Linked DNA regions of Homo sapiens: region 2 is linked to region 1. The links are chromatin loops, found by intact Hi-C in ENCODE. Cell type or tissue: heart right ventricle. All regions are shown on one strand. Links, peaks and the distances in the headings refer to the core of each region. The heading gives the core; the rest is flanking DNA. Region 1 holds the start of DUSP2 (dual specificity phosphatase 2). Region 2 overlaps STARD7 (StAR related lipid transfer domain containing 7).

The links. A loop is a pair of places that touch in the nucleus more often than their neighbours do. Peaks named below come from ENCODE experiments on the same cell type or tissue, not always from the same donor. Only the 100,000 strongest peaks of a DNase experiment are listed, where the experiment ranks them.
Region 2: a loop joins it to region 1, with 2.1 times the contacts of the local background. A loop is called at or near these places in 24 of 110 quality-filtered maps.

Annotation. Positions count from the first base shown.
Region 1 is chr2:96,143,147-96,147,528 of GRCh38, forward strand. DUSP2 (dual specificity phosphatase 2) reads right to left here and starts at 2,294. Exons shown (of 4, transcript NM_004418.4): 1 at 1,821-2,294; 2 at 1,615-1,736; 3 at 1,008-1,227; 4 at 23-891. The coding sequence starts at 2,208. The coding sequence ends at 677. RefSeq lists enhancers at 1,224-1,273, 1,676-2,177, 2,974-3,853, 4,264-4,382 and a silencer at 1,904-2,663. In heart right ventricle, for the core only: no CTCF peak of the experiment used is centred there; DNase peaks (open chromatin) are centred at 2,080, 2,405, 3,235 and 4,061; H3K4me3 peaks cover 2,335 bases; H3K27ac peaks cover 2,461 bases.
Region 2 is chr2:96,193,956-96,198,337 of GRCh38, forward strand. It overlaps STARD7 (StAR related lipid transfer domain containing 7), which reads right to left. Exons shown (of 8, transcript NM_020151.4): 2 at 1,386-1,594; 3 at 1,003-1,052. Among named protein-coding and RNA genes, the nearest start is that of STARD7-AS1, 12 kb to the right of the region's middle. In heart right ventricle, for the core only: a CTCF peak has its summit at 1,907; no DNase peak of the experiment used is centred there; H3K27ac peaks cover 1,613 bases.

The DNA of each region.
Region 1 (4,382 bases), core at 229-4,228:
GATGAGACCAGATGCTGGGTTGTTGTTTTTTAAATATAACAATATTTTATTGACATATCCTGAATGTTCTGTATAAATATAAAGTGCTAAGTTTCCAACCCCTGCCCACAGGGCTAGGAGGAAGCGGGGGAGGGAGTGTTAAATGTCAGCTGAGCACAAATAATTTTCCAGCGCCAGCACAGGTGTGAAAGGCTCACAGACAGACACACGCAACATGACACACCCATCACTTCCCAAGTCCCCAGCTTCCCCAGGAACACAGGGCTTGGGCTCCAGGCCCTGGGCAGACGAACCCACAGACAGGGCTCCTGGTTGTCACAGCTTGTTCCTTGGAGCTCTCAGGCTGCCAAGGGCTTCAACATGGTGGTGGACCAGGGAGAGTCCACGGTATAGCGTCTAGCTGATTTCTGCCAGAGGATGGGGAGGGAAAGAGCAGACACACCCTTGGTTCCCGACCCCGAATGAGGGCCAGCCTCAGTCCCCCAGCAGAAGAGCACCAGGTCGGAAAGACCAGCATGCCGGCATTCCTAGAGCCCCCATGTGGGGGCTTCTGAAACTCTGAGGAGGTAGCAGCCCTGCCAGAGGTGAGGGGACTGTGCTGGCCCAGAGGGGAGCCCACCAGTCCACAGTCAGCTCCTGCCAGCACAGTGGGGCAGGCAGGCAGAGGGGCACCACCTCAGTGACACAGCACCTGGGTCTCAAACTGCAGCAGCTGCCCCATGAAACTGAAGTTGGGGGAGATGACCCCCCGGCGCTGCTTAACGAAGTCAAAGGCCTCGTCCAGCCGCACACGGCGACTCTGCATGAGGTATGCCAGACAGATGGTGGCAGAGCGCGAGATACCCGCCTGGCAGTGCACCAGCACCCGGCCTCCGCTGTTCTTCACCCAGTCTGCAAGGGAGATGGGGGAGTGGTGTCAGACGGAATGTGCACAGCCCAGGAGACAGGTGCCCCCAGTCCTCTCCTCTGGAGCCCCTCGGGATTTCTGGGCAGAGGTGCCCCCTTACCAATGAAGCCTATGGCCTCCTGGAACCAGGCACTGATCTCCACCATCTGGTTGTCCTCCACAGGGATACTCTTGTAGCGGAAAAGGCCCTCAAAGTGGTTGGGGCAGCTGGCGGACACGTTGAGGACGGCTGTGATGCCACAGGCCTGCAGCCCCTGCAGGTCTGACGAGTGACTGCAGCTGCCCAGGAACAGGTAGGGCAAGATCTCCACAGGGCCACCCTGGAGGGAACAGAGGGGCGGTGAGGCCTTTCCAGCCCAGCCCCGGAGAGCTGGAGCAGCAGCGGGTGGAGACCCCATGGGCTGGCCGAGACAAGAGGACTCCTCAGCCAGTCCTCCTGACCTGAGACAGGTCTCAGGAATGTGCGGAGGACACACCGGGACATACATTTCCCTTCATGCTCCCAACATACACATGCAAACATACACAGACCCATACAGGCACGCGCGAGCAGCCATGCCCCACCCCCTCCCCCAACACACACACGTATAAAAGTGTGTGTATATGGGCAAACTGCTCGCATCCCCAAATGGCAGGCTCTTTCCCTAGAGGCGCCCAGTCCGCGGCGGGGAGAGAGGGAGGTTCGGGGGAGGGGGGTCAATACTCACCTGGTCGTAGACAGGAGCCCTGGAGTCGGAGCGGCTGGTTTTGTCCCCTGTTGGCGGCAGCGCAGGGGCGGGGGCCTCAGAGCACAGATCGGGACAGCAGCCCTGGAAGCCGTCGAAGCCTCCTGCAAGGAGGGGAAGAGCACGATCAGCAGGGAAAGCCGGGCTGGAGTCGGGTGGGGCGGGCCAAGGGCGGCCGGCTTGCTCACCTCGCAGGAAGTACACGGCAGTGGGCCCCGCGCGGGTCTCGTGCAGCAGCGCGGCCAGCAGCACATGAGCCGGGCTGTCGGGCCGGAGCTCCGCCACCGAGGCACTGCCCTCGTCCAGCACCACGGCCCGCGCCAGCTCCCCGCGGACCAGGCGCGTCCGCAGCGCGCGGTCGGGCAGCAGGCAGGCGAGAACGGCGGCAGGAGGGCCGCGCGCGCGGCGCCGCAGCAGCGCGTTCCAAGGCACTGGCCGCGCGGCGCGCACGTGGCGCCGGCAGAAGGCCAGGAAGGGGCGGCAGTCCAGCAGCAGCGTGCGTTCCGCCTCCCGCGGATCCCGCAGCAGCGTGCCCAGCGCCGCGCACTCCAGCTCGCGCGCCGCCTCCAGCCCCATGGCCACCGGTGCCTCTTCCTCTTCCTTTCGGTCTTTCCCGCGTCCCGGGCTCTCGTGGCGGTGGCGCTGCCCGAGCGGTCGACTCCGGGCGCCCTCCGCGGCGGCCCGGGTTAAGTACCCGTGGGCCGGCCTCCGGGGCACCATACAAGGGCAGAGCAGGAAGGCGCTGGCGCCCGCGCCCGCCCCCGCCCCTCACGTGGGGCGCAGTCTGGGCTGACCTGGAGACTTCGGGGCGGGGGGGAGGTTGAGGGGGAAGGCAGGGCGCGGGGACCAACACACCGGGAGGAGGCGGGGACCAGCGACTAAGGGAAGGGAAGGTGTTACCCGGAGTCGGAGGGACTAGCACCCCTCCGTTTTTGCGCCCACCCTTTGACCTGTCCCAAGCCACTCAGTCCTGGGGAACCCAGCTTCTCAGATGCAGGTCCCCCTTTAGGGCCAACGATGACCCTTGGAGTACCCCACCCCCTAACCCCACGCTTCCTCTGCCTTTTCCCTTTCCCTCCCAGAATTTTCCTCTTAGAAATTTGTCACCACAAACATTGACAAATGCCTGCTGCCACGGGTGATTTCTACACTGGATGATGGGGGGGGTCCCTGCTGAGATGTCCTATTTCTCATCTATTTGGAGACCTTGAGCCAGAGGGACTTTCTCTCTCCTCCCCCTCCCCACCCCCCATTGCCTGGATAAGACCAGTACTCAGGGTCTTGCAGTAGGTTGGTGGCCAAGCTAGGCCAGAACACAGTCCCCGGGGCCCAGGCCCCTGGGCTTGGGCCGAAGGGAAATGAGGGGGGGTCCCAGGGCCTTTCATGGGGAAAGCAGGGGTCTGTGACTGGTTTCCAGTTATGTGTAGGGCAAAGCTTCTTCCTCCTGGGTGCAGGGAAAGCCCCCAGGCCCCAGAGAGAAGTACTTCCCCCTGCCACAAGCCCGCCCTGGAGGGAAGTCCGCTGACGCTCCCGGCCCTCCCCAGGCCTGCGGGGATTTCAAGACCTTGGCAAGGGGAAGAGGGAGAAGCAGAACAGAACTGGCCTCCCCCATCCTAGGCCTCCCTGTCCAGCCCCGCCGGGCAGCAAAGTCCAGGGCTAGCACTGCACCCGGAGGACTGGGGGCCTGGGTATCCCCTCCATTCCGCCCTCCCCCAGCCCTGCTGCCGGATGTGGTGAGGCCCAGGTGTGCGTGGGGTGTCTGAGCCACAAGAATTGTTGGCAGTGAACTCCCAAACTCAAGCAGAGAAGTTGAGGTGGGTGGAGACAGCGTCACTGCGCTGGAGCTGCCCTCGCCCTGCCCCCAGCTGCGTGGGATTTCAGAACCCACCCTCCAAGCCCCCAGTCTCCTGAGGCCCTCCTCCGTGCCCTCTGAAAGACCCTTCCGGCTCCCCCACAGACCCCTGTGTCCAGACCGTCTTGAAGAGTGACAGCTGGGACCTGTGGAGAGCCCGCAGCCCTTCTGGACTTGTCTGCCCTGAGTTCCTCACAGCAGTGTGCTGTATGCCTGGTTGTGTGCAGGGCAGCATCGTACCTGTGCAGTTCCACTATGTGTGAGAAGGAGCTGGAGCTTGTGTGTGCTGGGGTCAGAGCCGATGCAGAGGAGAAAAGCCCCAAGGACTCCAAAGGTCCCTGGGGCCACGTCACCCTCTCAGTGTCTCCATCTGTAAGGGGAGCACATCATGGTGCAGCGGCTCTTCCACACTGGCTCCAACGCTCTAAGGCTACTCCACTGTCTGGGCAACTTGGCTGAGGCCCCGCTGTCCCTGGCAGGCCAGTCTGGAGGCTGAGGCAGCAAAGCCCACAACAGAGCCAGGGAGTCTGGGCCACAGATCCCAAAGGCTGATATGAGCCCTTATCTTTGGCATCGGCCTCCAAATGACTTAATGCTTATTCCAGGGGCAAATTACAGAGCGTGCAGAAGGACAATCAGGTCCAGTCTTGCTGCTGGGCCAGGAGCCAAAGCCTTCCAGCTCTGTGGGAGGACCCCAGCCAGGTGGGATCCCTGATTCAGGAGTGAATTCAGCTCAGCCGTGTAAGGGGCTCCAGACCCAACTCCCATGCTGGGCTGGGCCTCTTCCCCTCCTTCTGGAGAATCTGGTATACCTTGCCGGGGAGTTCTGCATGTGGGGAGAGCATTGCTGAAGGTTTGCTCTCATAGCACAGTCCCTGGGGCCTGGCACTCTTGGCCA
Region 2 (4,382 bases), core at 305-4,304, 51 kb after region 1:
AAATTTTGTTCTAGAACTCTGGGCGATCCCACCTCCCTGTTTCATTTTTTAAACCATCTTCCCCTACAAGGAGGAAAGCAGTCTTTGAACAGATACTCTTCATCTTTATGAAATAAACATTGGGCCAACACAGTGACTCACACCTGTAATCCCGGCACTTTGGGAGGCAAAGGCAGGAGGATCACTAGAGCCCAGGGAGTTCAAGACCAGCCTAGGAGACATAGGGAGACCCTGTCTCTAAGAAAAAAAAATTTTAATTAGCCAAGTGTGGTGGCGCATGCCTGTAGGCCTGGAAGCTGAGGTGGGAGGATCACTTGAGTCCAGGAAACAAAGGCTGCAGCAAGACATGATCACACCACTGTACTCCAGCCTGGGTAACACAGCAGGACCCTGTCTCAGGGAGAGGAAAGAAAAAAAAAAACCCTCCACTATGGAAATGTTCTTGATTTGAGGTTAAACAGATGTGACAACTAAATATAATCCTATCTGTACTGAAGTGGAAAATGCTATAAAGGACATTGAGTCAACTGATAAAACTGATAAATACAAACAGAGGACTACATGAAAGTGTTCCATCAGTGTTAAATTTACTAATTTCAATAATGGTATCATGATTAGTTAAGAAATACGGCATATGGCTAGTTTTAGGAAATACACACTGGAAGAATTTAGGAGTAAAGGACTATGATGTATGTAACTTACTCTTAAGTTGTTTGGGGAAAAAAACAATAAAGCCTCATAAAATACATTAAAGTATTCATATCCATTCCTCTATCTGATATTCCCAACAGTCCTGTGGGAGGGTAAAACTGATCTCATCCCCATGGGACAGATAAAGAAATTCTAAGTCAAATGTTTACCTAAATGCTATGCAATGTGGATGACAGGTAGATAGATGGATGTACTTAAGCCAATGTCACCTGAGTCAGATAAATGATTCATGTAGACAGTAGCAATTGATATGCTAGGAGGCTCCAAATCTGGAGAGAAAAATTAACTCACCTGAACATTGAAGAACTGCCGAGGTGTCACATCTGTGTAGGTTCCAAAAACTAGAATGAAAAGAAAGAATAAGGGATGCTGGCCATACTCCAGTCACTCGCCTTGTTTCTTTCACCTAGCGGCGTTTCAGATCTAAAGTACTAAGAGATCTTAAAGGCAGGTTCAGAAACTAGAAGTCTTAGTAGAGCAACAAAGAAAGACAAAGAGGATGTAAGCAAAGACAACACTGAGACATTTGTCATCTGGGAGAAGAAAAACAATAAACAAAAAACTACGGCAAATTTTCTGAGAAACAACCAGAACAGTTTAGAGAAGTATGAAGAACAGAAATCCCATGCACCTGTGCAACTATGGAACCCAAAAGATAGCCACACTGGGCTCACCTCGGTACTGGTAAAGGTGGGTGCCTGTAATTGGGCGCCGCCACAGCTTAAAGTGTTTCTTATCCATCACCATTTCCCAACGTTGCTCTTTGCCCTCTGAATCTTCATTCCCTTCTGTTTGGGCTTTTGGTTCTGGAGGGTGGTGCTGGACTCCAGAGCTCTGAAACATATTTGACATTTCTTCCAACCGCTTCATCTCATTAATAGATCTGTAAAGGGGAAAAAGAGCCATGGTGAGGTGGTTAGTCAGCCCTGTGAAATGAAGTGTCCACACAAAGGTCTGTGCAAGAAGGTTATACAGTAAACCACAGTATGTAGTATATAAACAGGACACAGTATAGTCAATAAAAACTGAGTTCCTGAGTTTGAATCTTAGTCCAACACTCACTAACTAGATTATTATTTAACCAGTTCCTATTTCTAAATCTATAAAATGGAAATAATAATAGTACCTATCTCGAGGTTGGCTATAAAGATTACAAAGTGTCAAGTGCTGCAGGGCGTGGTGGCTCACGACTGTAATCTCAACACTGGGAGGCAGAAGAGGGTGGATCACGAGGTCAGGAGCTCAAAACCAGCCTGATCAACATGGTGAAACCCTGTCTCTACTACAAACACAAAAATTAACCGGGCATGGTGGCGCGCAACTGTAATCCCAGCTACTCAGGAGGCTGAGGCAGGAGAATGACTTGAACCTGGGAGGCAGAGGTTGCAGTAAGCCGAGATCACGCCACTGCACTCTAGCCTGGGCGACAGAGTGAGACTCTTGTCTCAAAAAAAAAAAAAAAACAAAAAACAAAAAACAACGAAAAAAAAGTAAGTGTCAAGTGCTTAATATCTATGGCCAGGCACAGAGGCTCACTCCTGTAGTCCCAGCACTTTGGGAGGCCAAGGCAGGAGGACTCCTTGAGGCCAGGTTCAAGACTAACCTGGGAAACACAGTGAGACCCTACCTCTAAGAAAAAATTTAAAAAATTAGCCAGGCATAGTGGCACATGCCTGTACTCCAAGCTATAGGCTGAGATGGGAACATCACTTGAGCCCAGGAGTTGGAGGCTGTAGTGAGCTACAATTCTGCCACTGTACTCCAGTCTGGGCAATACAGTAAGACTCTGTCTCTTTTTTTTGTTTGTTTTTTTGAAACAGAGTCTCACTCTGTCACCCAGGCTAGAATAGAGTGCCATGATCTGGGCTCACTGCAACTTCCGCCTCCTGGGTTCAAGTATTTCTCCTGCCTCAGCCTCCCCAGTAGCTGGGACTACAGGCACGCGCTATCATGCCCGGCTGATTTTTTGTATTTTTAGCAGAGACAGGGTTTCACCGTGTTACCCAGGACGGTCTCAATCTCCTGACCTCATGATCTGCCCGCCTCGGCCTCCCAAAGTTCTGGGATTACAGGCGTAAACCACCGTGCCCAGCTACACTGTCTCTTAAAAAATAAAATAGGCTAGGCGCAGTGGCTCACGCCTGTAATCCCAATACTTTGGGAGGCTGAGGCAGGCGATCACCTGAGGTCAGGAGTTTGAGACCAGCCTAACCAACGTGGAGAAACCCTGTCTCTACTAAAAATACAAAATTAGCTGGGCACGGTGGCACATACCTGTAATCCCAGCTACTCGGGAGACTGAGGCAAGAGAATCGCTTGAACACGGGAGGCGGAGGTTGCAGGGAGCCAAGATCGTGCCATTGCACTCTAGCCTGGGCAACAAGAGCGAAACTCCGTCTCAAAATAAAATAAAATAAAATAAAATAAAATAAAATAAAATAAAATAAAATAAAATAAAGCCAAGCACAACGGCTCACGCCTGTAATCCCAGACTTTGGGAGGCCGAGGTGGGCGGATCACCTGAGGTCAGGAGTTCGAGACCGGCCTGGGAAACATGGTGAAACTCCATCTCTACTAAAAATACAAAAATTAGCTGGGCATGGTGGTGGACGCCTGTAATCCCAGCTACTCGGGAGGCTGAGGCAGAAGAATCACTTGAACCCAGGAGGCTGAGGGTGCAGTGAGCCAAGATCGCACCATTGCACTCCAGCCTGGGCAACAGAGTGAGACTCCATCTCTAAAATAAATAAAAAATAAAATAAAATAAAGTGTTTGTTATCTGGCACGTAAGTAGCCCTCAAATGTTAACTATGAAGGTTTATGGTTTTAAAATGTCAATTGATATCTTTTGTCCGTTTTTTATTGGGTTGTCTTATTATAAGTATGTATGTATTTTTCCCCTTTGTTTTTAAATTGATAAATTCACATACCATAAGATTCATTCTTTTACAGTGTACAATTCTGTACTTGTTAGTATATTCACAAGGTTGTGCAACCATCACCCCTAATTCCAGAACATTTTTATCACCCCCAAAAGAAACCTCTATCTATCATTAGTCACTTCCCATTCCTGCCTCCTCCCAGTCCTAGGCAGCCACTAATCTACTTTCTGTCTCTATGGAGTTGCCAATTCTGGACATTTCAAGTAAATGGAATCATATGATATGTAGCTTTTGTGTTGAGCTTCTTTCACTTAGCATACTTTCAAGTTCAACCATGCTGTACTTTATTCCTTTTTATAGCTGAATAATATTCCATTGTATGGATAGATCGCATTTTGTTTATCCATTCATCAAATAAAATTTGTTTCCACTATTTTATTATAGTGCTATTATAATAGCACTATATTATATTACTGCTATTATAATACTGCTGGCCGGACGTAGTGACTCATGCCTATAATCCTAGCACTTCGGGAGGCCAAGGTGGGTGGATCACTCTGAGGTTGAGTTCGAGACCCAGCCTGGCCAACATGGCAAAACCCCATTTCTACTAAAAATACAAAAATTAGCCAGGTGTGATGGCAGGAGCCTGGAATCCCAACTACTTGGGAGGCTGAGACAGGAGAATTGCTTGAACCCAGGAGGTGGAGGTTGCAGTGAGCCAAGATTGCACCACTTCACTCCAGCCTGGGCGAAAAGACAAAACTGTCTCAAAAAAAAAAAAAAGAA